2 separate regions of the Homo sapiens genome follow, and region 1 is linked to region 2. Evidence: read pairs that join two places in POLR2A ChIA-PET (ENCODE). Cell type or tissue: MCF 10A. All regions are shown on one strand. Each heading gives the region's core, and the rest is flanking DNA. Links, peaks and the distances in the headings are about the cores only.

What was found. Peaks named below come from ENCODE experiments on the same cell type or tissue, not always from the same donor. Only the 100,000 strongest peaks of a DNase experiment are listed, where the experiment ranks them.
Region 1: POLR2A ChIA-PET joins it to region 2 with 5 read pairs; 5 of 35 experiments call an interaction of 5 or more read pairs at or near these places.

The regions. Positions count from the first base shown.
Region 1 is chr10:88,372,067-88,384,780 of GRCh38, forward strand. All of the region lies in intron 4 of RNLS (renalase, FAD dependent amine oxidase), which reads right to left. LOC101929727 (a long non-coding RNA gene) reads left to right here. Exons shown (of 3, transcript XR_001747537.3): 3 at 2,054-8,055. Among named protein-coding and RNA genes, the nearest start is that of RNLS, 200 kb to the right of the region's middle. In MCF 10A, for the core only: no CTCF peak of the experiment used is centred there; a DNase peak (open chromatin) is centred at 7,725.
Region 2 is chr10:87,916,008-87,928,721 of GRCh38, forward strand. PTEN (phosphatase and tensin homolog) reads left to right here. Exons shown (of 9, transcript NM_000314.8): 3 at 9,506-9,550. Among named protein-coding and RNA genes, the nearest start is that of PTEN, 59 kb to the left of the region's middle. In MCF 10A, for the core only: no CTCF peak of the experiment used is centred there; a DNase peak (open chromatin) is centred at 9,774.

The DNA of each region.
Region 1 (12,714 bases), core at 5,432-9,431, 450 kb after region 2:
CCATAGGATAAAAATAAACAAGGCATTTTTTTAGAAGCAAGTTCTTCAGCTTCCGTGATTAAACAGGTGATCCTGCCATACTGGGGGCAGATGTCATGCCAAAAGGCCTTTGCAGCATTGTAAAGGCTCAAACTGTTAGTGTGTTACCAGTATTTGTGATTAATCAGGTCCCCTCCCCTCTCCCCCTGGCAATCAGGGAGCGTTTTCTAATCCCTGCTGATTCCCTATCTTTTTAATCATAAAGAACAATCTGTCAAGGAAAAAAGGGTTTTCTCTCTAGTCCCTGCTTTACTGCCTTTTGCCACTCTGTCCCAGCAGCCATTGTAAAAGACTATCTAGCTATGTAGATGTGACGGTAGCTGGTTTTTCATAAAATCTTATGACTTTCTCCCAATCATATGAAGTCTGCTGCTTTACAAACTACCCACTCTTCTCTTTATCCGGAGGTCCTGTGAAACCGAAATGACATTCAGTCGTTTCTATAGCAACACGTTCTAAGCATGGGATTAGAAAAAAATGAACATTTTTAAACGCAGGAACTGTTTTCTGAAACCAAGAAAGATTAGTTAACTCAAGCAACATTATTGTAGGCCTACTATGCATCCAGCACTATGCTAATCACTATAAAAAATCTCTCAACCACTTAGCAGAGTCTAGAATTAATTTTGGACTGACATGTAAAATAATTTCACTCTAGTTATTATCAGTTTTATCCTTGGGAATCTTCTCTTCACGTATTTGGCTTTCTTGTTTTCTTTACAGAACACATACACTAAGTCTGCAAACCACAATAATATGGTTGGAAAATGCTTTCCTTATTTCCATGCATTCTAAACTTTTTAGACTATTATGCCATCATTCTTTTTGTTGGGAAAAATGCTGAGTTTCAGATGGGCAAGAACATGAAAATAAAACATTGTGTGTGCTATTATACAAAATGTCACAGAATATCATACATATTTATTTTACAGCCACTCTTCCCAGCCTATCCATCTAATTACTTTATGGCCATGCCATTCATGAGCAATATAGTCATTCTAAAATCCATAACAATAAAAACTTTATTACATGTCACCTCATATTTTTATACAGATACATATTTTTACATTTATGGCTAGAGATACTTTATACCAAGGCAATGACTTGGAGAATTAATATTCTAATTAAAAAGTTTTATAGTTTTGGAAATCAGAAAGCACTGTTTGCAAACACCTGAAATCTGTGGTATTGAAGCAAAACATCAGAATCTGGTGGTATAAGCTCTAGGACACTAAACAATATGTTCATTTTGTACTTTGCAGATCCACTAGCTTCTTTTCTGTTTACATAATAACAACTCTTCACAAAGCTTAGCTAAAGCCAAAGCAAATAAACTAAACTTGGGAATAAAAAGTGTAAGAGGCAACAGCCTTCATCTTGTGGAAGCCTACAGCATTTTATTTATTTTAAAATTATGCTTTCATAACTAACAAAAATCTCAATTTGATGAAAAGCACAATTATTTTTGATCTTCATATCAGCCTACCATTTCTTTGCAAATTAGCTTTTATCTTCATATCAGCCTACCATTTCTTTGCAATGTTTTAAAAGTTAATTTTATTAATGTACTGGTGTTCACACATTAGTAAAATATTGTTCATTTTTCTTGGTTATCTTTGTTTCCATATTATTATCTTTGTTTTGTTTCCATAATATGAAAATGGGTGATTGAAATAGGTTTCAATCATTTTCCCTTATTTCCCACCTGAGATTCACGTCACTGCAAATGCTGAACCTGAAAAATTTGATGATGGAGGTTATTTTTAACTGAACACTTGCATTTCTGACCCTCAGCAAAAGACTGTGTGTGTCTGTATAAATAACTGTATAATAATATAATGTGATGTACAAATCTTATATCACTGAGCTTCAGTTAGCCCCATCTGTTAAGCAGAAGTATGATCTACCTTAAAGGGCTGTTATGAAGATTAGAAAATTAGAAATTTTATATATTAATATATAGCTGACACAAAATAGGGGCAAAAAATAATAACAATTATTGTTATTGTTGCAGGAAAAGAGTTCAATAAAATGGCCTTAACTGGTATAAGAAGTTACAATTGTTAAAAGGAGATTCAGCTGTGATAGCAAAAGAGAAAGAAAATGAAAAAGTTGTCCTGGCTCATCTCTGGAAAGACATGATATTTCATAACCTCAAGGTGTTTGCTTCTGACCTATAACTTCAATTATAGACCAGGTTATCCAAAAGTTCTCCTTATTAACAAGGTATCTGTTTTTACCAGGTGTCTGTTATTAATTAGTTAGTATATAATTTAATGCAATTAACCAAAGCACCTCTTATGCCTAGAACATAGCAGGTGGTTTACTTCTTTCTTATGACATATTCAAGACTCATGGTTTTCCCATTTTTAGAGTCAAAAACATAAATTCCTCCTTTTGCTTTCCTGCGCTAACATATCCACCTCACACACCTGTTTACTCTTTGTTTGCAGGGAAATGTGTACATCTGCTAGGGCGTGATCTCGATGATGAGGTGACATATGGGATGTCATTCCATTATTTAAAGAACAAATTCCAAAGATCAAACTTTTCTCCCCACACTTGTGAGTGATACATGGGTCTTCTCAGGGACATTAAAATGGAGCTAGTCTCACTGATTTCATGGACATTTAGCATACAATTATTGAGTTACCTGCTGAAATCTCTTCATACATATCTGGTTTCACCCTAGGTTATGAATATCCATGCAGACTATTTTTCCAAGCTTCTACGCAACTAACCTTGGCACTTACCCCCAGCTCAGGCAGCAAGCAAATTATTCTGGCTTGATGTCCATCTGATGGTTTACTCTTGCTACCTCCTACTCCCTACTATAACCACAAATGACCTCCTCCCCACTTGCTCTCATTCTTACCAGAAGTTTTCAGTTAACAGCTCACTACTAAGCCAGTTTCCTTCTTAAAGTATATATATCCTTTTAAAATTTCCAGTCTTGTTACTCTCTCTCTTCCTCTTCAATTTCTTGTCCTGTTGTCACAAGATCTCTTCTTAGCTCACCAAATTATCTTCTCTTCCCTTTCTCTTTTATTCCATTTATGAACAAGACACCAACTTCTACCACAACAACAGAACAAAACAACCCCTAGCTTCAAAGAGAACAAAAAAACCCCAAAATAAATTAAAAATGGCTTTAATGCTTAGAGTTGCAGGGACAAGAAAAACCACATTCTTTTAAAATGAAATTAGATGTCATAAAGGACTATGAACTAGTAAGAGTTCCCCGAAGTCCCCTTCCGAATCTCACAAAAGACTCCATCTCCTTCTTCATCTGGCTTTTTGTTAATAACCAATGTCCAATATAAATAGAAACATTGCTTTGTTTTGATTGTATTGCTCTTTCATTTGTGCAAATGGTAGTATTTCTATTGTATCAATGATAAACTTTTTCAGGCAAGCCTGAGATGGCAGATTACAACATTATTTCTATGGGAACACCCATTCCTAATTGGAAACAATCAGATTACCAACAGAGAGTTCATAAACTGAGAGCTGCCTGCAATGAGAACTGATTTACACTCTGGTTTCTAATTTAGAAACAATTTCACTGTGCTAGTTTCTCCTTTTGCACAAAGATTTAGGATGGTGCAGTAGGGTAAGGAAAAATGGCTTCCCTTCAGTCTGCTAGGTTCTTTGGCTGGGCTACAAATTAAATTGCCATAAAACAGATTAATAGGAGAAAACCATATTTAATAACATGTATGCATGGGAGTCCCATAAAATATGGGATTGGAAGAAGGATCAGATGATTATATAGCATCCTGAGGTACAGAAAGGAGTAGGGGCTTGGCACTTCCAGGGGATGGTGGCAACACAAGCAATGGGAGGATAAGGGGAGACAATGTATGGTGAATAAATGGTTGTCTTACGCAGACATAAGGTCTCTCACGTAATACAAGTTATCTGGGAGCAGCCCTCAGAAAAATAGGTGTTAATCTGTGGGGTCATGGTGTCCACCTCCAATCTCCTCTCCTGTGATCGAAGTTAATCTTCCTTGGTTGATAAGATTCCCAGGGAGGGGATTCATGACAATTTAGTTCCTTTTGGGGGCTGTCTTTAGGAAGACTAAAGGGAGCTCAGAGGAAGCCTCTGCCGGCATCCACTGTTCCCCAAGTGTCCTCAGTTCAAAGCAATAAACATACCAATGTGTCATATTTTGGGGTGGCATTTCCTGAATCCCTTTAGTGAAAAAAGGAGAAAATAAGAATAGGCACCTCATAGAAAAATTTACCTCTATTTCAAATAATGCATATTGGGAAATTGAATTGAATGATGAAGCAAATAAAATATTTATTTATTGTATGTAATATAGATGAGTCAATGTCGCTTTGAGAAATTTAACTTTTTAATTTGCTAACTTGGTGTTTGTATTGCATTAGCAATTGCAAATGAATATTATTCTCTTGCAAGTGTCAAAAAGATAATGTTGTGGGGAAAGCAGCTCCAACTGTTACTCAGGCATGGCTGGAAAAAGCTTGCACTCTTCATTGTCTTTTTCTAGTCACTGAATCGCCAGCTTTATTTCTATGGTGGCAGGTATACCAAAATCAGAATGGGATTACACTCACATATTAGTATATACAGCAACCTGCCTGTGTGAAATATATGCAAATCTTCCCCTACATACCATGTAGTTAACTCTACAATGAACAATATATAAATATTGTGGGTAAAGTAAATCAATATAAAATCATACATTCACATTCACAATATTTTAAAAATATCAAAATGGTTTTGGCTAAGAACATAAAACATTTTATTTTTGGAAAAGGAAGTCTGTTTCAATAGTCTTGTTAAAAATACTACCATATAAACTATGCACTTAAGATACAAAAAAAGAGTAACACTTAACTTCATAAGAAATATCAAACCATTTATTATAAATTATTCATTAAACGTAGTGAATTATTTTATATGGGAAAATTCTCTTTGAAATAATATTTGTATGGCTTCCTAAAATCAGACAAGGTTAGCTACACTTGAGTTTCTTACTTTCTTGCATATAAGTCAGAAATATTCTTTGAAAAGCTCAAATACAAGATAAGGTGTATTCTCCACATCTCTGTGTGTGTGTGTCGCATGCATGCACACACATTATCTCCACATACACACACATATACACACACACACACACACGCACACATCCTTATTGTTATTTTCTTCTCATCTTCTAAATGTATTTATTTGACTCCCAGTAGAAGACAACTGTAAGCTACAGGGAAAAAATGCAATTAAATTTATGTTCAGAAGAACATAAACAATGGGAATATGTTCTGAGAAATTCATCATTAGGTGATTTTGCATTATGTGAATATCATAGAGAGTACTTACACAAATGTAGCTAGTATAACCTACTACATACCTAGGCTATATGGTCTAGTGGATTGCTCCTAGGCTACAAATCTGTACAGATGTTACTGTACTGAATACTACAGGTGACTGTAACACATGTTACGTATTTGTGTATCTACACATAGAAAAGGTACAATAAAAATACAGTGTAGAAGATAAACAATGGTACATGTGTATGGACACTTACCATAGATAGAGATTGCAAGATGAAAGTTGCTGTGGGTGAGTCAGTGAGTCAATGGTGAATGAATGTGAAGGCCTAGGACATTGCTGTAATCTTCTGTAGACTTTATATACACTGTACACATAGGCTACTCTAAATTTATTTTAACAAATTTTCTTCAATAATAAATTAATCTTAGCTTCCTTAACATTTGTACTTTGTAAACTTTTTTTTAAACTTTCTCTTTTGTAATAACACTTAGCTTAAAACACACATTGCATAGCTGTACGAAAATATTTTCTTTATATCCTTATTTTATAAATTTGTATTTTTAATTTTTTTTTTACTTTTTAAGCTTTATCATTAAAAACTAAGACATAAACACACAGATTAGCTTAGGTATACACAGGGTCAGGGTCGTCAATATCACTGTCTTCCACCTCCCCGTACTGTCCCACTAGAAGGTCTTCAAGGAGCATTAACACACATGAAGCTGTTTATCTCCTATAACAATGTCTTCTTTAGGAATACTTACTGAAGGAACTGCCTGAGGCCATTTTACAGCTAACTAAAAAAAAAATAAGTCTAAGAAGTACACTCTAAAATAATGATAAAAAATATGGTATTGGAGCTCAGAAAACAGTACCTCAAAAGGAAGGCCTCAGAAGCAAAAGGTTCTCCCTGATCTTTTGCCATCCTGTTTCTGGCCACTCATTCTCTCTTAAGGCTGGCCATTGAAACTAGAATCCCTTCTTCCCAAGGCACGTCATAGAAACCAGAACCCTTTTCCCCAAAGCCAGCTTAAAAATATTACTTTAACTTAAAATAAAATTTTAAAATATTACTTTAACTCCCACCTCACCCCTGCCTTTCTGTATAAAAATTGGCCATAAAAAATTATCTCACCTACCTTGTTTGACTGTAGGTCATAAGACCCCCCATTCTAGAGAGGCTCCTGCCCCTTACCCAGAAGTAAGGAACGCTGCACAGAAAGGCCAGGAAGAATCTAAACAGACAGGCCTTACTGGGTTCTCCCACTCAGTCTATTAGCATTAGATCATACCCTTTTTGTCCAATCATATTTGCACATGCTATACATACTTTGTTGAACCAAAGTATAAAAATGGACTGTTTCCTTCATCTTTGTGTCTTCATTCTAAAGGCTCCCAAGTCATGTAAAATTATAATAAATTTGTATTTGCCTTTTTTATTAATCTGCTGTTTTGTCAGTTGATTTCCATCAAACCTTCAGAGGGTGAAGGAGAAGTTTTCCCTGGGTCCCTACAATAGTATAGATAAATACATAAACCAGTAACATAGTCATTTACTACCACTATAAAGTATTATGTACTGTATATATTTGTATGTGCTATACTTTTATATGACTGGCAAAGCAATAGGTTTATTTACAGCAGCATCACCACAAACATATGAGCAATGCATTTTGCTCTGGCATTATGATGGCTACAACATCACGAGGTCATAGGAATTTTTCAGCTCCATTACAATCTTATAGGACCACTAGTGTCATTAACTGGAATGTTGTTGTGTGGCACTTGACCATATATGTTTTAATGTTGAAGAGTGAATTAAATTAATAACAGGGAATTTCTTTGCTTTGGTTTACTTAAATGTGAAAATGGATTGCTATTTAAGCAGAGTGTACAAAATAAATACTTTTTTCACATTCTAGTAAAATGGCCAGTTTAATAATATTTTGAACAAAAAAAATTCCCCCCAGACCAAGGTGTTTTTTATTTAATAGGGAAAAATAGTGCTAAAATTTCAAATGATTTTTTTTTTCTTTCTTTTCTGTCACTCCTCTGGCTCTTTTTCCCAATGAATGAATGAACCTGGGAAGAATTATCAGTCTGATACGTGGTAAGTAAGTGGTTTCTAGGTATTTAATATGCCTTTTCCTGATAACTAATTTGCCAGATAGATTTTCCAAAAATGGTTGCAACAATATCTCCCATCCCTGATTCTCTTCTTAAATATGACTTTGACAACTTTTCTATCAAGAGGTAGGGTCTATATCCCCTTCCCTTGAAACTAAGAGGGTCTGTGGTTAAGGCAGAACTGACACTCAGTGACTTTTGAGCTAAGTCATAAAAGATGATACAACTTATGGCTGGTTCTGACTCAATCTTGGAACCCAGCCATCATGTTGTGAAGAATCTCAGGACATTTACAGAGGCTTCATAGGTTTCTGGCAGACAGCTCCAGCTTACAACAGCATCAACCAACAGACTTGTGAGTGAAGATGGCTCCTGAAGGTATCAGCCCCCCGCTGTCCAGTCACCTCCCAGCTTTTGAGTCTTTCCAGCCGAGACCCCAGACACCAAGGCACAGAGACAAACGTCTGCATTGTAACCTGTCCAAAATTCTGACCCACAGAGTTCTTGGCATAATATAATGATTGTTTTATGTCACTAAAGTTTGGAGTGGCTTGTCACATTGCAATAAAAAATTGCAACAACGAAGGAGGTTGATTATCTTTTCATGCTTATTGATCATTTGCATTTCTTCTGTGTACTGTCTATTCACAAATTTTGCCTGTTTGACTCTTGGGTTATTTGTCTTGCTCATATTTTCTGCATATTAATCCTACTTTTGTTACCTATATTGCAAATGTATTCAACCAGTTGCTTGCTAGGTAATAGAGAAATTTGAGTTTTATGTATCCGTTCATTGTTTTCATTTTTTAGTCTTGGGGTTTTGTATCTTTTTTTTTTTTTTTTTTTTTTTTTTTGAGACGACGGAGTCTCTCTCTGTCACCCAGGCTGGAGTGCAGTGGCGTGATCTCCGCTCACTGCAAGCTCTGCCTCCCGGGTTCATGCTGTTTTCCTGCCTCAGCCTCCCAAATAGCTGGGACCACAGGCGCCCGCCACCATGCCCAGCTAATTTTTTTTTTTTTTGTATTTTTTAGTAGAGACGGGGTTTCACTGTGTTAGCCAGGATGGTCTCGATCTCCTGACCTCGTGATCCGCCAGCCTCGGCCTCCCGAAGTGCTGGGATTACAGGCGTGAGCCACTGTGCCCGGCCGGTTTTGTGTCTTTTTTAGAAAAAGGCTTTCCCATTTGAAGAATATAAAAATATCCTATACTTTCTTCTAGCACTTTTATACCTTTTCTTATTCATCATAAGATCAGTCTCTGACTCTATCTTGAATTTATTATTTTACATGGTATGGGACAGTGAAAATCTAACTCTTTTTAGATGGATAGTCAGTTGTCTCTGTACCATTTATTTAAATCATCCATTCTTTTTCCATTGATTTGAAATGCCTCCTTTATGAACTAAATTCTTAAATAAATATATGTCTATTTCTAGACTGTCTATTCTGAACCATTAAACTGTTTGATCATTACTACAAAAGTGCCATTTTATTTTAATTTATATAGCTTTTTGATATGTTCTGATATCCAGTAGAACGCATAGTATAGTCTAATTTTTCTTCCCCCAGAAATATCTTTGCAGATTTTAAGAATTTCGTCTTTCAGATAAATTTCAGAATAAACTCGCCAAGTGCCTTGCTTGGCACTTAAGTCACAGCCTTGCTTTGACTTAATAAATTAATGTGTAGCAAACTGACATATTTATTATGTCTTCTTGTATATTAACATGGTATATTTCCCCATATATCCAGGTCATTTTGTAGATCCTTTAGCAAAGTTTTAGAAGTTTTCTTCATCTACTCACGTACAATTATTTTAGGCTTATTCCTAGGTAGTCTGTTGTTTTCGTTATTCTTGTGGATAGTTTTTTAAAAATACAATATTTTCAAATTGGCCATTGCTGAAGTATAGTAAAACTACTGAATTATGTATATATTTGTATGTGTATTTATATATATATACATATTAAAAGTATTTTTTGTTTTTTATATTCAGCTTTTAAAAAATTCTTTTATTAGTGATAATAGGCTTTCAGTTGATTCTCCTTGAATTTTCCCTCTAATTGTAGATGACCGTCCCTTTGAATTATAGATTACACTAGGTTTCTGTGATTAAACAAATATTAAGATGATATATCAAACAGAGACAGTTTTAAAGTACAAATTATATATCACTTAAAAGTTTCTAAATTTTAGAAAAATATTTATCAATGTTTTCTGAAATCTACTTTATACTTAGTTACCTAGAACAGGGGTTGGTAAACTACCATCCATGGGCCAAATCTGACCCCTGTCTGGTTTTTTTATATCCCCCCAGCTGATATAATGGTCTTTAAATTTTTAAGTGATTGAAAAATACAAAAATAACAATTTTTTGGTACATACAAATTATATGAAGTTCAAATTTCAGTATCCATAAATAAAGTTTTATTGGAACCAGCCATGCTCTTTCTTTCATATATATATCTATTATCTATGATCACTTTCCCACTACGATGGCAGAGTAGAGTAGTTGTGACATATTGACTGTATATGTTGCTTTTATTGCTTTGCAGTGCTGCTGGGTACACTACAAATCATACTGACATAGTTATCATTTGATTGTGTTTTACATGCCACGTTGTACTGTGACATCTTATTTTTTAAACTGCCATTTCATACCTATCATCTCAAAACAGTAAAAGAAGAGAAAAGTGGACTTCAAATGACAGGTACAGTGGAGTGTAGATGACTGTTATCAAATTAGATGGCAAAGCATTGTGTCTATTGTGCATGACACTTTGGCTATGCTAAAAAAATACAATATATACAGGCATTTCTAGGTTAAACACTCATCACATTATTCTCAACTCACCAGTAACCAATAGTCATAGAAATAAAAAATTAAATTGAATATATCATCACAGTAGAATTTTTTCACAAAAATAAAAAGTGCAAATAACACTGCATCAAAAATAATTTTCTGAGTAGCTCATTTGTTTCCCAAGCAAGGAAAGCTATTTACTGAGGATGAATAAATTAAATTGTGTTTGATTATAGCAGTTGAATAAATTATCCAGATAGAACAAACCTGTTTAAGACTATTAGCTTTTTGGTGAGAACAGTTGCTTGAATAGTTGAGAATACTGGAAGCAATGGCAATTGTTGATTAAAAGACAAGGCAAGTAATTTTGAGTGGTTTTCCTTGCATCTTGATGAGTTGACAGATATAGCTGATACCACTCAGTTATTATTTATTTGAGGAGTCAATTCTGAGTCTACAGTGATTAAAGAATTAGCCTAATGAATAGCCTGCATTGTAAAACTATAGGTGACAACATTTCCAAAAAAACTGAGAGAACACAAATTCTGCACAACCTGAAGGGGAATCTTCTAAGATGTGTTCCAATAGACGGTGGTAAAATATTTATTTTAAAGCAGAAAAAGGGTTTAATTGTACAAATTCATATAGCTTTTCAAAATGTAAGGCATCTTAAACCTATAGTGACTCATATTATTCATCAGCGGTGCTTTGTGGAACATCTTTAAATCTATCATGTGTAATTGAAACAGTAGTGTCAATGGTGATATTCATTTACTTTTGCGGACTTAACCATCATTAGTCCTGTAAAGTTTTGTTAGAATAGAATCTGAATATTCTACTTCTCTATCACATGGCAGAAACAATTGCTAAGTAGTAGTAACATTTCATTATGATTTGTTTGAGCTCAGGGCCAAGATTGAAATTTTTATGAATGAGATGCACCACTATCACCTATAATTGAATACTGAATAGTTTTGGAAATGAGCTTTCCTACAGACTGTTAATGTTTCTTTAAAAATTCAACCTAAAATTGTTAGGCAAAACAGCACTTACAAGTGAAATTTATACTGTGGTAAAGTCATTTCAGTGACAACTAATGTTGTTTGAATCACATGTAATGTCAAACTGCTTTCTACATTTCCTGTGCTGTCAAAAGTTAAAACAAGAAGCAAGACCTCCATTTCCACACAAACGTGCAGCAGATATATCTTTTGAGTTCAAACTACAATTCCAGCAGTGGATTTTTTTGGACTTTGATGCAAGTGCAAATGAAATTTCCTTATTTCAAAATCCATTTAACTGTGCAATTGAGGAGCTTCCACCTACCCTTCAATTGGAAGTAATTAATATAATGACATGCTAAAAGGCAAATACCAAGAGAAGAATCTAATAGAATTCTTTAAGTGCTTTTTAAGTAATGATTGTGCTAAATTAAAATCATATGTTCATCAACAGATATTAGTATTTGACAGTATCTATTTGTGTGAAAAGATATTTTCAAAGACAAAATATGTAAAACCTCATTATGAATCAGCATTAACAGATGGGCATGGGCAATTGATTCTGATGATAGGAAGCACTAACTTTGAACCCCAATTAAGTGAAATGTTATCACTCTCCCACAATAAAAGAATTCAATTTTTCTCATCAGTAGACCTATATTATAGAAAATTATACTTAACTATTATTATCAAATTTTCCATTTTTGTCAATAAAGATTTATAGAAATTTGTTTTCTATCTTGTCATGTAATTGCCCACATAATATCCTTGATTTTGACTCTTGGCCTAAAAAGTCTAACATATTTACTTTTTGGGTCTTAACAGAAAAATGTTGCCAATCCCTGACATAGACTATTCTCTTATGTCCTTTATTGTCAAAGGTGTCTACTAAAGATAATTCTCAAAATAATTGTATAAGTTCATGTTTGTTGAGTGCTTACTATGTGCAAAGCTGTTTAAGTTCAGAGACTTTCTCAAGGTCAAACACTGGTAAATGAATTAACCATTATTTAGATGGTTAACAATGATATAGATAGTACTGTAGTTATAATTCCCATTTTACACATGAAAAAACTTAGGCTCAGAGAGGCTAAGTAATTCCTCAAAGCCACACAACCTAGGCTTTGCAGCCAGGAAGATGAGATTAAATCATGCTTAATTCCCTTACCAGTGTATGACCTTGGGAAAGGCTGTGAACTTCAATTTCTCTACACTATAAATTGAAAATTATAGTACTGACTATATCATAGGGTTGATTTCAATATTAGATTAATTACTATATAGAAAGCACTTAGAACAACTATAGCTCTAGTGTGGAGTAGTCAGAAATGGCCTGGAAGTTCATTTTTAGTAAAGAGATTAATAAAATAGTTTATTATGTACCAGGAGTTGATGGAGAACAGTTCCCAATTCAGCTGTCAATTTGAGCTTTTCGCTTATG
Region 2 (12,714 bases), core at 7,834-11,833:
AGTCTAGATTATCCAAGTTTTGGGAGTATTACCTCTCTGCTTTTGTTTATCTACTTTTTTAGTCTCTACTTTCCAAGTATCTATAGGCAAATTTTCCCATTTCCCTTTGGAAAGTGCTGTTTTCTTGCTTTTTTTCCGCCTTTCCATTGTGTCAGACTTATAAGGCAATCAGCCAACTGTGGGCATGAAATCCTTGGGAGGAAAGAGAAGGAAGTGGGAGGGGCAGCCATGGTGAATGTTTCCCTAAGTTATAGTCAAGTTCTTTGAGAGAACATAACCTCATCCCCTTTTTAAACTGTTGTAATACTTTCTTTTAAATAGATTGTTTATTCTCCTGCAAGTCTCACAGTTGTTCACAGTGGTAGGTAAGAAATCATAAAGTTCAAATATTAAAGGGAGCTCACAAAAGAGCATGGTTTCACCAGCCCTCACTAAAAACAAAATTATGGGAAAATGCTGTAAAAGAAACCAGAATTCTTGGTTGCAAATGATAGAAAGTGACTCTGATTTACCTAATCAGAAAGGAATTTTTAAAAAAGTATTAGGTAGGTCATAGTTTGACAACAAGACTTGGAAGATAGGTGGAAGCTAAGGGAAGCAAGACATGGCCCCAAGGTTTCAACAGGAGCAATCTGCTTAGGACTTTGCTGCTTGGACACTTGGTGTAATAGCTGCTGCCACTATGCCTCGAAACTGGTGACTCTGCTCATTAACTCACCTCCTCTGGTGATCTCTAGGAATAATCTCTGACTCTCCTGTACCTTGTCCTCACTAGGATTCGGTATCCACGGCAAAAAGATCTATTAATAGTTGGTATCAGGCCTGTACATGTGTTAAGAGAAAGATGAGGAAAGAAGTATCTGCTTCTAATCTCTTGAAATTATCTCCAAATTGAAATGGTATTTTGGTTGCCTAACAGCCTGAAGATGACAAATATCCCCTACAAATTTCTCCTATTTTACCCTCTTCCTAACTATATCTGTAATTTAAAGTTTCACATATTCTTTTGAAAATTGTTTTCATTGTTTACCCACTTTTTAAGAAAAGCAAATGGGAACATACTACCACTGTTTGGCCCCTTTCAAAAATTTTATATCTGAGGAATCTTCCATATTGTTGTGGACATCTACCTACCTGATTCTTTTATTAACTACCTTTTATTTCATTTTATGATCATGCTATCATTAATAGGCCCCTATGATGAATATATAAGTTGTTTCCAGTTTTTTTTTTGTCATTGAGAACAGTTCACATATGTATCTTGTTGTCTTTTCCAAGTATATCTTTAAGGCAAATTCTTAGCAGTGGAGTTGCTAGGTCCATTGCGTCTATGGTTTAAACTAGTGCCTTCAAAAATGGTATTTTATATACTCACTGTTTAAGAGTGCTTCTTCCTTCTATCCCCACTAACTTTGGCAAACTGAATAGTTTCAAACTTTAACTTTTTATAGCTTGTTGGCAAAAAATGGTATCTTGTTATTTGATCGTGTTTTTTTAATTGTGAGGTTTAGCGACTTTTTGATGTATTGGTCTTATGTACTTTCTGGTGTGTGTGTATGTATATACTGACCCTATTTTCAACTTATTTTTCTTTTAGTTTGTTTGTATTTTCCTTAATGATTTTCAGGAAACCAATTTTATTCTTTCTTCAGACAGTTGTCTAATGTTCTGCTTCTCTTGCCATTTGAATTTTGTGACTACAAAATTCAGATGAAACAATAATAGCATAAAGAACTTGGTGGGTTATCTTTTGTTTTGCATTATTGATTGTTTATTAAGAAATATTCTTTAAAAGTCACCTTGCTTAAATTAGCAAGTAGGAAATGCTTTCAATAAAGAGAACTGTCATGTACCCACTACTCCTTACTTACTGAATCATCTTCTTTTGGATAGAGAAGATAAAAGTGAAAAGGGAATTTAAGAGTTCCTGCCTTTTTCCTTGTCTTTAGCATTATATAGCTGTTTAATGTGTGGGAGTCTAATTTCTTTTTTCTTTCTTGAGACAAAGTCTCACTCTGTTGCCCAGGCTGGAGTGCAGTGGCACAGTCTTGGCTCACTGCAACCTCTGCCTCCCAGGTTCAAGCAATTCTCCTGCCTTAGCCTCCTGAGTAGCTGGGACTACAGGCATGTGCCACCATGCCCGGCTAATTTTTGTATTTTTAGTAGATATGGGACTTCACCATGTTGGCCAGGCTGGTCTTGAACTCCTGACCTCTAGTGATCTGCCTGCTTTGGCCTCCCAAAGTGCTGGGATTACAGGCATGAGCCACTGCACCTGGCCTAATTTTTTTATTGTTCTTTTTGGTGTGAACATTCTCCCCTCCTCCAAGCCTTTTGTTTTTACTATTTTCATGTTCCTTTATATGTGCTGCTGTTTTGTTTCATCTGTAATTATCTCTCATCCCCTTTTTTGGCTATTATAATATATATATGTACGTTTTGAATCTGAGCTTTGAAGGTAAATTCACTGCAGCTGTGTTGGTTGATTTTAGATAATTTGTGTATTTCCTCCTTTGTCTTTTTTAAACTGGAGTCATTTGTAGTTGTTTATACAGAATTTTAGTTTTTAAAACCACAAGTCTTTCATTATAGGTTGAGTTATGAATTCATAGCCTGTTATTTAAATGAAGCTTTTGAAATCTGTTTTACTGATCTGTATCATATCTAACTACGCCAGTATTTCCTTCCTTGTCTGACGTGAACTCTAAAATTATGTGAACACTTTCTCCCTGTTTCCTGGCATTTCCACTCAAACTTGTTCCTCATTCTTAGTTAGAAATATATCCAGAATTGTAGTTTCTTTCTAATCTAATGACAGAAGCAAATTAATCAAGCATGGCAAGAATTTATTGGAAAACTGCATGTAGTTGAAAATATGTTTAGTATATATTTTGACAGCTGTGAAGTCTCTAATTTTTACTGTACCTTTTCTCTGTTCCAATTTTATGCTCTATTCTAAGGATGTACCCATTTCTACTACCTGACTAGGGAGCATGTGTATTGTATCCCAGCAGATTTTTTTTTTCATAGATAGATATCCTTTAGATATCTGTTATCCAGTGTAGGTAGCCACTAGCCACATGTAGCTATCATTATGTTTAAATGTAAATAAAATAAAATAAATTTACTGAGTTGTTTTTGCTAGCTACATTTCTTGTGCTCAGTAGCTACATGTGGCTTGTGATTACTGTATTAAGACAGCACAGATACAGAACATTTTCATTATTGCAAAAGTTCTGTTAGACAGTGCTGTTCTATACAGTGTCATTCTGCCTCTCATTCTAAAAAGTTCTAATTCCTGAAGTTGATGTACTCTTTCTGTTGCTGTCCTCTAGCTTAATCAAAATAAATTTGAGTCTTTTTAAAGGTAGGTTGCATTTTACATACTGATATTTCTAAATCAGAGGCTATTTATATTACTTTTTTTATATTACTTTTAAAAATTAGCTTTATTGGAGTATAATTTACATGCAATAAAATCTACCCATTTTAAATGTACGGTTCATTGACTTTTGAGAAATACACACACACACACACACACACACACACCTTCTTGTAAACACACACCTTCTTGTAAACACAACAACCAAGATTTAGAACACTCGCTTTATGAAAAGTTTCCCTCATGCCCATTTGTAGTCAGTCCCCAAACCTGGTTTCAGGCAATCTCTGATCTGCTTTCTATATGCTTTGCCTATACTAGGATTACATATAAATACAGTCATATAGCATGTATTCCTTTTTGTGTCTGGCTTCTTTCTTTTAGTATAATATTTTTGAAATTTATCCCTGTTGTTACTAGTATCAATAATTTGTTCTTTTTTATTGCTGACTAATATTACATTGTATGGATATGACATTTCTTTATTAGTGTGGTGGGCATTTGAGTTGTTTTCAGTTTGGGTCTGTTATGAACAAAGCTGCTGTAAGCATTCATGTGCAAGACTTTTGTGGACATATATTTTTGTTTCTGTTTATTCAATACCTTTGAGTAGAATTGTTGGGTCACATGATGTAGATCAGTTGAACAGAGTAGATTCCAGAAAAGTTCACATACACATTTCTTGACAAAGGTGCTGAGATTATTCATGGGAAAAGGATAATCTTTTAAACAAATAATACTGGAACAATAGAGAAAACAAAGTGAACCTTGACTTTTATGTCTTATCATATACAAAAATTAATTTGAAGTGGATTGTTGACCTAAATGTAAAAGTAAAATTTAAAAATATAAAACTTCTAGATGAAAACATAGGAGAAAATCTCTGTGACTTTTGGTTTAAAGATTTCTTAGACAGTACATATAAAATTAACTATATAAGGAAAAAATGGACAAATTTGACTTTATCAACATTAAAAATTTCTGCTCATTGAAAGACTCAAAATGAAAAGGCAAGCAGTTTTGGAGAAAATATTTGCAATACATATATCTGAAAAAGGACTTGAATGTATAATATATACATAAAGATGCTCTTACAACTTCATAATGAGAAAATAACCCCATAAAGAGAAGGGCAGGCCGGGTGCAGTGGCTCATGCCTATAATGCCAGCACTTTTGGAGGCTGAGGTGGGTGAATTGCTTGAGCCCAGGAGTTTGAGACCAGCCTGGGCAACATGGTGAAACCCAGTCTCTACAAAATAAAAAAATACAAGAAATTAGCTGGGCATGATGGCATGCACCTGTAGTCCTAGCTGTTTGGGAGGCTGAGGTGGGAGGATAGCTTGAGCCTGGGAGGCGGAGGCTGCAGTGAGCTGTGATCGCACCGCTGCACGCTTGCCTGAGCAACACAGTGAGATCCTGTCTCAAAACAAACAAACAAAAAAAAAAACAAAAAATGGAAACAGAAATTTTACAAAAGAAGATATATAGATGGCCAGTAGGCATATGAAAAGATGTTTAAAATCAGTCATCAGGGAAATGAAAATTTAAACGTAATGAGATAGCTCATATTTACTGGAATGGCTCAAAAAGGGCTTACAGGAATTGGCAAAGACATAGATTAACTGGAACTCTTATGCATGTTGGTTAGAGCACAAAATGATATGATTTCTTGGGAGAAATATTTGGCAGTTTTTAAGATTATTTTTGATAGCCTTCTGAATTTCTTAGTGAGTTATAGGTCAGTTCTGCCACTGTTTCTTTCTTTTCTTTCTTTCTTTCTTTCCTTCCTTCCCTTCCTTCCCTTCCTTGCCTGTCTTGCCTGCCTTCCTTGCCTTGCCTGCCTTGCCTTCCTTTCTTCCTTTCTTCCCTTTCTTTTCTTTCTTTTCTTTTTTTTTTTAAAGGAGTCTCGTTTTGTTGCCCAGGCTGGAGTGCAGTGGCACGATCTTGGCTCACTGCAACCTCCACCTCCCGGGTTCAAGCAATTCTCCCTGCCTCAGCTTCCCCAATAGCTGGGATTACAGGCGCGTTCCACCATACTTGGCTAATTTTTTTAATTTTGGCAGAGGCAGGGTTTCACTGTGTTGGCCAGGCTAGTCTCGAACACCTGACCTCAAGTGATCTGCCCGCCTTGGCCTCCCAGAGTACTGGGATTACAGGTGTGAGCCACTGCGCCTGGCCTGGCACTGTTTATTTCTTTTCCCTCCAGTTTTATACCTATTTAGAGAGATTAGATTTTCTTGAGTACTAGGAATCACTATTTTTGAGCAGAATTATTCAAAACTGTTATTATTTTTTCTTTAACTTGAGGCAATGTAGGAGAAAGCAGTACTGTGCAGGTGAAAGTTACAAACAAGAACATTTTAAACAAGATAGTTACTTTCCATGTATTGGATACGTAACAGAATTAATTCTAATAACCATCCTGAAGATGGTCAGGAGGCATTAGTTAAGAATTGAAATGTTTGGAGCTTGCCTGTGTTGATGGGATTAAGGCAGGGATGATTTATGTGTAAATTTATGCGTTAGTAACAGCAGTAACCGCTGTAGTTACACTAGGGTTCTAAGAGCAAATGTTGATTAAACATGAATGTAGCAGGAGTGATAAGGTTTGGCTCTGTGTCCCCACCCAAATCTCATGTGGAGTTGTGATCCTCAGTGTTGGAGGAGGGGCTTGGTAGGAGGTGATTGGATCATGGGAGTGGTTTGTAATGGTTTTAGCACTATCACCCTAGAGCTGTCTCGCGAAAGAGTTCTCCTGAGATCTGCTTGTATATAAGTGTGTAGCACCTCCCCTCTTTGCTCTCTCTCTTCCTCCTACTCCTGCCGCGGGGACGTGCTTGCTTTCCCTTGGCCTTCTGCCATGATTGTAAGTTTCCTGAGGCCTCTGATTAAACCTTTCTTCTTCTAAAAGATTACCCAGTCTCAGGTAGTTCTTTATAGCAGTGTGAGAATGGACTAATACAAGGGGAAATATATATGGTTACCAAATAGCGAATTAGCCATGGGAAAAAGTAGCAAATAAATAATTATTTTACTTTTTCAGATGCTAATTTTTCTTTTCGTTTATTTTAGGATTGGTGGGAGCTGTCCAATGTCCTTAGGCTGTTTTCCAAATGAGATACCAAAAGCTAGTTCTCCATCGGGTTTCTCAGGCTGCTAGAAGCATTCATTATTATGGTTGTCATTACTTCGAGTTCTGTTGCCGCTATGCCCACAGTAGTATTTGTTACATAACAGGTGCTTGATAAATATTTGCTAAATGAATTTTTGGAAAATACAATCTGCCACACCTTTCTTCTACAGTTTACAATCTTCTGTTGAGATCATCCGATAGATTTTTTTTCTTAGATATTGTACTTTTGAGGCCTCAAATTGCTGTCTTTTGTATTTTCTATGTCTGCAGAGACTTTCCATCTTTCACTCATTGTATTCATTGTTTTTTAACATCTTTGTACATATTTATAGTAACTGTTTTAAAGTCACTGTCTGTTAATTCAAACATCTGGTTCATCTTGGAGTCTGATTCTATTGCCTGCTCTTTTTTCTTTGTAATAGGTCATGTTTTTCTGCTTTGCCTGTCTAGTAAATTTTAATCGTATGTTGAAATGTAGGGAGTTTGGATTGTTACTTCCTTTAAGGGTGCTGAGTTTCATTTTGTCAGGCATTTAAATTGATAGTTGATTTAGTATTGTCAGGTTTGGTTCTCTTTGTTAAAGCAGGCATTTTTCAGATTTGTCTTTTGTCCTAGGGCATGGTTTTTAACTTCAAGGTTGCCCTTTCCAATGTCTCAGCTAAGTATCTGGGGTGTTCCATGAGGTCTCTTCCACTTTGCCTAGGCCAGAACTCCAGCTTCTCCCAGTATTATATTTCGTTACCTCTGGCGTCATCTCCGTTATGCTTTCAGATCCTGCGCATAGACAGCCCAGCCCCCAGCCAAGGACCTGAGATGAAATCCATACAAAATTCTTAGTCCCTTGCTCCACAAACTCCAACAGCCTTAGCAGTCTAATCTCTTCCTGTTTACCTCAGTGAAATCTGTGTTCCACTTGAGTTCCATTTCCTTCTGTATCAGAGAAGAGCCACCATGCTGAAAGCAAGGGGCACTATGTTTCTTTGTTCTTAAGGATGGTAGCCTATCTGCAACAACTGTAGTGTGATATAAAAATATATAATTTATGTTGCTGACAGTTACAAATACTGCTTGCAGTACTTTGTAACATAATTTTTCAGATTCAAGTTCATATACTCTTTTTTTCCACATCACCACACACATATTTTCAGACTTCCTCCTCATCCTTCTTCTTGCCAGTAGTTGTATTATAATTCCTGCCAGTAGTTACATTATAATTTTGGTTATATCAATATTGAGTTTTTATGGGATTATAACTAGATAAATGCCATTCATAGTTAAGTGATAGAGTATATTGTGACTTTTTTCCTGCATGTTTTATTTTTTCTGGACTTCACAGTTGTCTCTCTTTTTTTTAAAAAAATTAGTTTTCAATGTTCTTAGCTTTAATTCATAAACTCACCCCTAATTGTATAAATCTCTCAACATGTTTAAGCACATTTGGCATTATATCAATTTTATCTTTTCCAGGTGCCTTCTAATCTGTCCCAGTCTGGACTAATTGTTCTTCCTGGCTTGCTGTATGGCTGTCTACTCAAGATGTCCCTTCACCATCATTCTAGGGATTCCCTTTTCCTCTCTTGTGGGTTAGATTCTTCAGTTCTTGGAGACTGTCATCTTCTTTCATGGTTTCCCACTCTTGTTTTGGCGGAGCACATCTTTAGTAACTTCCTGACAAAGTGTATGGTTTGAGATTTCGCTGATTTTAAAATGCCCTTATTATATAGTCACACTTGATTTATAGTCTGTCTTGGTATAGAATTCTAGGCTGAGAAGAGTTTTCCCTCAAAATCAGAAGGTTTTGCCCAATTGTTTTTTAGCTGCTAGTATTGCTGTTAAAAAGGATAATGTCATTTTGATTCTAGATTCTTTTATGAAACCTGTTTCTTCTCTGGCAGCTTTTAGGATCTTCTGTTTCTTTGGTATTCAGAAATTTCATGAGATATGTGTGCTTCTATTTTGGTCTTATTTTCATCTGTTTTGCCAGGTACTCATGCAACTTTCCAGTTTGAAAACTCACATCCTTCACTTTTGAGTATTTTTCTTGAGTTATGTCTTCGGTTTCTTCTCAGTGTTCTCTGTTTCTGGAACTCCTAAAATATATTTAACATCCTGAACTCTTAGTTTTTGTTTAGTCTTCTGATTTTCATTTGTCTTTTTATTCTGTATATTCTGTTAATTCCTCGGCTTCATGGTCTTCTAGCCCTTCTTTTGCCTATCTTATGGGGTTGAGGATTAAACAGTTTATATACCTGAGGTGCTTAGGATATGTCTGTCATATAGTAAGTGCTTGTGTTAGCTGTAATTGTTGTTTACTTTCATAACTGTCTTGAGGGAAAGGTCTTTGGTCTTGATTCTTTGACTTCTTGGCTGTACATGACCTTGGACGAGTTATGTAATCTCTTTGAGACCTACCTCCCTCTTCTGTATAGTGTTAATAAGCTCTAGCTCTCAGATGTTTGTGAGGGTCGAATGGAGTATATATGTGAAAATGTTTAATACCTTTGTACAGAATTAATAGTTAGTACGTGGATCTTTCAAATATCAAAAGTTTTCAGTTTGATGGGAAAATGATGTCTGAATTTTCAGGGTTATTTTTAAGAGTACTTGATTATGACTGTCTTGTAAATCTCTATGAGCTAGGTATACTTGCACTAAATGCTAATGCTTTTTAAAGAAGTTATGTCTTAATATTCAGTCTCATTATGTTAGGTTGAAGATAGAAGATTATGAAAATATTCTCTGAAAAGCTCTGGTTTTACTTCAGATTGTATAAATCTGTGTAATGTAATAATTATTTAAGAATGACATGATTACTACTCTAAACCCATAGAAGGGGTATTTGTTGGATTATTTATTTTCACTTAAATGGTATTTGAGATTAGGAAAAAGAAAATCTGTCTTTTGGTTTTTCTTGATAGTATTAATGTAATTTCAAATGTTAGCTCATTTTTGTTAATGGTGGCTTTTTGTTTGTTTGTTTTGTTTTAAGGTTTTTGGATTCAAAGCATAAAAACCATTACAAGATATACAATCTGTAAGTATGTTTTCTTATTTGTATGCTTGCAAATATCTTCTAAAACAACTATTAAGTGAAAGTTATCTGCTTGTTAGAGTGAGGTAGAGTTAAAGATACATTTTAACAGAATTGTATTCCTAAACCGATTAAGTCAAGAAGTCCAAGAGCATTGTTAGATCATTTAGAAAGTGTAGTGATGAGGTAAAACATTGTTGGCACAGATTCATGTTACTTGATCTGCTTTAAATGACTTGGCATCTAGCCCATATTTGAGCCCATAACCGTGTGGTAATTTGAAGTGTAATTCACAGTAGAGCTTCTGTTAAAGCACTAATAGCATCTTCCATGGAGGTATACTTCAGAGTGAATATAATTTTGTTTATCCTGTGTCTCTAGAGCTATTGACTGAAAAAGCTGTTAGGGCATTCTCTAACTGTACATCACCTAAGTTATTTAAAATTGCTGAATTAGGTGGCTTGTCTTGTCTAGGACAGAGTTTTAAGGACTGCCCACCTGATTGATAGAGCTAGTTGACCTTATCTTTAACTTTTTGTTTTTCTTTTGACTTTGGGAGTAGAGATGTGAAAAGGTAAAAAGGAAGGAAGGAAGAGAAAACTTAACTCTTTTTGCCCATGAAGACTGTTTTTCCTTCTCAAAATATTGACTATTTTCTGATTTGTAAAAATCGGCACATAAAACGTGTTATTTTTTACTTGACTTTTATCTTTCCCATGTGATATCTATAAATTATAGATAGGAAAAATTTATCTGTAATTTAGTGATCTTTCTAGTGTGATAAAACGTCAGAAGTACTGAGAGTGGAGTGGACATTGATATTGTTACTCTCAGTAAGTTTTCACTGATTTTTCTCAGAGTCATGAAGGAACAAACGTTTGTTAAGTCCTTATCACTTATTAGATAACACAAAACATGTTGGGGGGGTGTGTACAGAGGTGAGTAAGATGTAGCTCCCATTCTCAAGTCGCTTACATTCTAATGTAAAAGGTAGACAAAGCATTACAGAAGAAGTAACTCTGCTATAGAAGGTTGCAATGAAGAGAACATTGGAAACACTAATTTTACCTTATAAAGAAGGTTTCATAAAGGAAGGCAAGTTTGAGCTGGGGTGAAAAGGACCAGTAAGGGTTGACTTTCAAGCCAAGGAGAGGAGGGGAAGTGATGTTACAGGCCAAAGGAATGGCATTGTAAGAAGCTTGTTGGCATAAAAGTGTTTAGAATATGGCAGCGAATTCATTATCATCAGATTGTGGTGTCTGTATGTTGGGGGTGGGAGAGAATTGTGGTGGCAATAGGCAACAAGATAAAAGAAAGTAAAAGGTGTTATGGAAACTTAATGGGTCCAGCTTACAAATGATCTATGCATTTAGGGGTCTTTCTCTTTTCCTGATAAACCTCTCCTACAAAGAGCCTTGTTGCGGATACCATAGTGTTTCTTTGGAGGAAAATAAAAACTACAAAGCTTTGTATTTTTTGCACAACTGGATTCAGAATATAAGTAATAAAAAAGGACAAGAACTTTCAAAAGCTAGAAGCCATTAAACTGAGTCACTTCAGGGTTAGACTATCAGAACTGGGGATTTAGAAAGTCTCAGAATGGAAATCGAAGGACACCAAAGACAAATTCGGCCTTTTTCAAAATTTTATTCTAGTTTAACATATTCAAAGAAAGGGAAGGAAATTCTTTTCATTCCTGTGTGTAGTGACTTCCTGCTTTAAGAACTTAGGACTTCAGCTGTACTATCAGTATTGTAGGTCACTTAACATTATTATGGTTAAAGTTGGCATTGGAGAGAGCCTAGGAACCTAACTGCCTGTTTGTTTTTATATTTCCAACCATTGGATTCCCAAGTTAATGAAGTCTGTTTATTAGTTGAGGGTAGCTCTTAATGCATATATTTTAATGCCCCTTCCCCACATGGAATCATAAGCTTTCAGAACTGGAGAGTACCTGAAAGAGATCATTTAGTCCAACCTTCTCATTTTACAGATGGGGAATCTGAGGCCTAGAGAAGTTAAGTGAGTTGAACAAGGTCACACAGGTACATATGGTAGCCGACCATCCACTGTTTATGCCAATATTCCCTTTACGTTTTGCTTTTTTGCTTGTTCGTTTTAACCTCTCCAAATTTTACTGACTTCAGAAGTTTCTAGAACTAAGTTATAGCATGTTTTGAGTTCTAATGTCACTTTCCGATCTTCTTTACCTTTTTTCTACCTCTGTTTGTATTTCTGGTTCTGGTTAAGTGAGTCTGGTAAGCAGCAGGTGTTCTATTTTATTTCTTTTATTTTTAGGATAGTATTACATGTGATATATATGTCTTTGCAAACATACATAATTTGAAGATCTTAAAATATTTGCACTAGGCATACCCACATTTAATAGTATGTTAAATCTTTTATAGCAATTATGATATACATGGGTGAAGAAGAGTTCCTAATATGGCCTTTCTGATTAACTGTATCTGTTTATATCTGTGTTTTCTTCAGGCATTCATAACATTAAGCAAATTCAGGTGTACTGTTACTTAATTGAATTAATCAGTTTGTTTTGTACAAGTATATTTTATTTTTGTTCCTTGTTGTATAATCTGGTAGGAATGGGGAAGGGGAGATAGTGAATAAAGAGATGTATACTTCTTGCCTTTGAGGAATTTAAGTTTTCACTGTATACCAATTTTTTAAAGGTATTTACTATATTTCAGTGCATATTTTATTTGACATACTTTATCATTTTGTGGTAAACCTTTAGCTTTACTAATTTTCATCTATTAAGTTTTCTTTTGTAAGATGGTGATAGCTTCATCAAAGAGAGTAAAGAAGAGACCTGCCTACCTAGCTGATTCTATGGCAAATCTCACTTCTCTGGAAGCTTTTCCTGTTAATCTTATTCCTTCAGTTTCTGCCTCTTGTTTCATAAAAACTCATTCTTTAAATGCTTATTCATTTCTCTTGTCTCATATAAACCAATATGAGGTACTGGTATCTTTTGAGTTTTAGTTATAAGGAAGCATAAATGGTTAAATTTAAATGGCTAAACCCCATTTGCCATTTGTGTATCTTTAATTTTAGTTTGTTGAGAGACTTATCACTACCAAACCACAAAGAATTTAAAAGAAACTGTCAGTAGGTATAGGTGGAAGGAGGGCATTTATCAGAGATTT